Regions from separate parts of the Mus musculus genome. Here region 1 is linked to region 2. Evidence: chromatin loops called from intact Hi-C (ENCODE). Cell type or tissue: left cerebral cortex. All regions are shown on one strand.

What was found. Peaks named below come from ENCODE experiments on the same cell type or tissue, not always from the same donor. Only the 100,000 strongest peaks of a DNase experiment are listed, where the experiment ranks them.
Region 1: it touches region 2 in a loop (4-fold over the local background); 2 of 42 quality-filtered maps call a loop at or near these places.

What each region holds. Positions count from the first base shown.
Region 1 is chr3:42,215,881-42,218,380 of GRCm38, reverse strand. No RefSeq gene overlaps it. Among named protein-coding and RNA genes, the nearest start is that of D3Ertd751e, 470 kb to the right of the region's middle. In left cerebral cortex, no CTCF peak of the experiment used is centred here; a DNase peak (open chromatin) is centred at 1,033; H3K27ac peaks cover 58 bases.
Region 2 is chr3:42,128,993-42,131,492 of GRCm38, reverse strand. No RefSeq gene overlaps it. Among named protein-coding and RNA genes, the nearest start is that of D3Ertd751e, 390 kb to the right of the region's middle. In left cerebral cortex, no CTCF peak of the experiment used is centred here; DNase peaks (open chromatin) are centred at 1,121 and 1,474; H3K27ac peaks cover 1,989 bases.

The sequences.
Region 1 (2,500 bases), 87 kb before region 2:
TTCCATATTCAAAACTTGCCCCATCCTTCCTCTTTCTGGTAAGATTTCAATTCTCTCATACTGAAATGACTAAGTTTCACAAAGCTTCATGTTTTATTTTATGCATTATTTTATTCTGTATAAAAATAGTCAATCTTGTCTCATTCATTATTGTCCCAGATTAATTTTTAAAATAATTATGATATATAATAATGATTTTTAAATAACCAGGACTAGAGCTTGATGCCCTGGGAAAATTCATAGGTGACAGTGGTAGCAAAGCCAGCCCATAATCAATGATATGGTTAAAATCTGCATCTCCATCAGGCTTTGGATAGTTTATTGCCTTATTGGGTAGGTTAAGGAAAGTGTTATTGTCCTCAGTTAGAAGCAGCCTTGAGCTTAGCTAGCTCAGGATTGACTATATATCACGTTCCATCTCAATGAGGTGGCCATGTACTAGTCACAAATTCATAATTCTACAGACTGGCCAAGGTGGGAAACTCACAAATAAATACTGTACTTTAAGTACATTCGCCTTACAGATAGCTCAAGTCAACTAAGAAGTCATAAAACAGACTAGATCTGCTACTTTGGAAATTCTGCCCATAAGTTCAATGACAGGATAGATGAGGCTTTATAAATACTTCCCAAGGTATAAATGAATGTGTGTGTGCATGTGTGTGTGTGCATGCACGAACAAGGGATATGGTATGACAGATGGTATAAACATACCTAGATATAGATGAAAGATACACATGAAGAATACAGATATAGATGTAGATCAGAAAGACAGACTGTATCTATAGATAGAGATGACAATGGTGTCGGTGACAGATATACAGACATAGGATACAGTTATGATGGGAAGGGTCTATGAATCTCAGTCCTGGAAAAACCCAGGGTAGAGTATCACTGAGTAAAGAACTATTCATTTTCTGTATCCATTCTTCTATTGAGGGACATCTGGGTTCTTTCCACCTTCTGGCTATTATAAACAAGGCTGCTATGAACATAGTGGAGCATGTGTTCTTATTACCAGTTGGAACTTCTTCTGGGTATGTGCCCAGGAGAGATATTGCTGGATCTTCCGGTAGTATTATGTCCAACTTTCTGAGGAATTTCCAGACTGACTTCTAGAGTGGTTGTACAAGCTTGCAATCCCACCAACAATGGAGGAGTGTTCCTCTTTCTCCACATCCTCCCCAGCATCAGCTGTCACCTGATTTTTTGATCTTAGCCATTCTGACTGGTGTGAGGTGGAATCTCAGGGTTCTTTTAATTTGCATTTCCCTGATGATTAAGGATGTTGAACATTTTTTCAGGTGATTCTCAGCCATTTGGTATTTCTCAGTTGAGAATTCTTTGTTTAGCTCTGAACCCCATTTTTAATGGGGTTATTTGAATTTCTGGAGTCCAGCTTCTTGAGCTCTTTGTATATATTGGATATTACTCCCCTATCAGATTTAGGATTGGTAAAAATCCTTTCCCAATCTGTTGGTGGTGTTTTAGTCTTATTGACAGTGTCTTTTGCCTTACAGAAGCTTTGCTATTTTATGAGGTTCCACACAATGGAATACTACTCAGCAATTAAAAACAATGGATTTATGAAATTCTTGGACAAATGGATGTATCTGGAGGATATCATCCTTAGTGAGGTAACCCAATCACAAAAGAAGTCATTAGATATGCACTCACTGATAAGTGGATATTAGCCCAGAAACATAGAACACCCAAGATAAAATTTGCAAAACACAAGAAAATCAAGAAGAGGGAAGACCAATGGGTGGATACTTCATTCCTCTTTAGACTGGGAACAAAATACCTATGAAAGGAGGTACAGAGACAGAGTTTGGAGATAAGACAAAAGTTTGGACTATCCAGAGACTACCCCACCTGGGGATCCATCCCATAATCAGCCACCAAACTCAGACACTATTGCACAATGCCAGAAAGATGTTGCTGAAGGGACCCTGTTATAGCTGTCTCATATGAAGCTATGCCAGTGCCTGGCAAATACAGAAGTGGATACTCACAGTCATCTATGAGATGGAACACAGGGCCCCCAGTCTGCAACCCTATAGGTAGAACAACAATATGAACTAACCAGTACCCCCAGAGCTCGTACCTCTAGCTGCATATGTAGCAGAAGATGGCCTAGTCGGCCATCACTGGGAAGAGAGGCCCCTTGGTATTGCAAACTTTATATGCCCCAATACAGGGAAATGCCAGGGCCAAGAAGGGGGAGTGGGTGGGTAGGGGAGCAGGGCAGAGGGAGGGTATAGGGACCTTTTGCGATAGCATTAAAAATGTATATAAAGAAAATATATAATAATTAGTTAATTAATAGAACTATTCATGTGTGTATCTGTATGTACTTCAATCCCTTGGAAGATCACAATCTATAATATAGGTACATGTATACTGGACTACATTCTGGTACACATACATCTGCATCAAAGCTCATGACTAGAAAACCATCACAAGATATAGTTTCCGTTCATATCACACAACATTATTT
Region 2 (2,500 bases):
CAGATGGTTTATAAAAACAAATTTGTCTTCCCAAAGTTTTGGAGGCAAGGCATTCAAAATCAAGATGTCAGCAAGGCCACAGTTGCTGTCAAGGATCCCGGGAAGATTCCACTGGTGCAAATATTCTTAACTTGGGGCTTGAACGACCTGTCACAGAGGTTGCATATTAGATATCCTGCATATCATGTATTTGCATTATGATTCGTAACAGTAGCAAAATGACAGCCGTGAAATAACAACGAAAATAATTTTATGGTGGGGGGTCACCACAACATGAGGAACTGTATTAAAGGGTCACAGTATCAGAAAAGTTGAGAACTGATCTAGTGCTTGCTTATTATTCATTGTCTTACATGGGAGCGTCTCTACCTCTGACTCCCCAAGGCATTGTCCTCATGTCTTACATGATTGTCATCTTCCTTGTGTCCTTGACTGAGCCTTCTCTCTTCATGGCATAACACTGGCCATTGAATTAAGTCTAACCACAATGACGCAAAAGTCAATCATATTTCAAGTGCTGAGGGAAGACACTCAGATGTTAGAGCATGAACCTTATGATTCTTAGCAGGAACTATTTCAACCACTGTGATGGCTACTTCCCATTATCAACTTAACTGATTTGAAATCACCTGGCAAACCAATCCCAGGGTGCGTGTGTGATGGAGTTTGCAATGTGGGCGGCATCAGTTTGAGCTTCTAGACTGAAAAAAAGATAAATTTGAGCTGGGCACCAACATTCCTTTATCTTTCTGTCTCTCTTTGTCTCTGTCTCTCTTTGTCTCTCTCTCTGTGTCTCTCTCTGTCTCTCTGTGTCTTTCTGTCTCTCTGCGTCTCTGTGTCTTTCTCTCTCTCTCTCTCTCTCTCTCTCTCTCTCTCTCTCTCTCTCTCTGTCTCTCTCTCTCTCTCTCTCTCTCTGCATTCTGCCTACAATTACAGTGTAGGGAGCTGATTCAATCACAACACCATACCATCCCGTCCCTAGTGTAGACAATATCCCTCCTTAGATCACGAAACAAAGTAAACTCTCATTTAAATGGTTCTTGTCAGATTTGAGCACAATAAGGGAAGTAACTAATACAATTGCCATCCCTTGAAAGTTCTTGTGCGCCATATGGAAACAAAAGCTAATCCTCCTACCAAGAGCTGACACAGAGGAACTGCTTTTGGAATCCTACTCTAGTCAGCCAAAGCAGCTTTCTTTATGTTAAAAAGGAAAAAATAGATTTGAAAAAGTTTTCCTTTCAAAAAACAATATAACTTTAAAGCAAACAAATCTGCTAAGTAGCTATACAAAGTCAAGAGTTGATACAGAGAAGACAACTTAAATTGAAATTATGTGTGTGTGTGTGTGTGTGTGTTTTACATACTCTCATTGCCCACTCAGACACACACCTGCACACATATGCACACACTATATGCCTCTGTGTCCTGGAAAAGATGGAAATTGCCTGAAATCAAGCAGAACAGATGGCTGAGTGGGCCTTGTGAATCTCATCTATTACACAAAGTTTAGAAGTCATTGCTTCTTAAGAAAGAGTTGTAAGTTCCTTTCTAAATTTACATGCTGCCCTGTATACTTCCAGGAAGCTTAAAATATTCATTTTTAGGATCACTGAAGGTTAGAACTCTGAAGAAATCTCAAAATCCAAATAAAACAGTGCAAAATCTTATGTTCACGGCTCTCTTTCTAACAAACCAGAAGCTGGCTGGTTTCCTAATGTATCTGGATGCTGATGTGCCTTGCAGTACTCTCTAGTTATGTTTCTGGATAAGTTTGGGAAATGTTGAAAAAGATATGGTACTCACTAGAAGCATGCTGTCCTTACAGAGAAGTTTTGTTCTTTAAAACAACAGTTCCTTTGTAAACCTTCCAACTGTGTAAATGCAAACAGCTGTTATTCTTAACAAAGAGAACTGCCCTGCATGTGTTGGAAGGGCTGCCATACTTGCAGCATGGTGACATGACCAGAGTCACATCCTCTGATGCAGCTTCTCATCCTACATACAAGCATGAGAGGACTTTTCCAGGAAAACTATTTTGCAAGGGCATCTGACTGACATGATATCACTTTTCTAAAATGATTCCCTAGCCCATATCACCCAGCCAGATGTCTCATTCCTGGGATATTTATTGAACAGGAGGTTGGCATTCCTATCCACCCTTCATGGTCTAGCTTCTACTTTCTCCTGGAGGTTTCCAAGAACACTATTAGCACTCACAATGATGTTTCTATTCTACACATGAGATTTTTTGTCTCTCAAACTCTTAATTATTCCTTCATAAATAGCTACATTTTCCCAGTCATAAGATACAACTAGGAGATATGTTTTAGGGTTGATATTTACAGTCTGTCATTGTACCTATACAAGGCATAAGCAAAGTCTGTATTCACTGTACTGTGAGAATGAGTTTAATGTCACACATTAGATGTTAGCACTTCATTACAGACTCTAGGAAATGTGTCTAAGACCTAATTTCCCTCTCAAGTATCATCTGCTG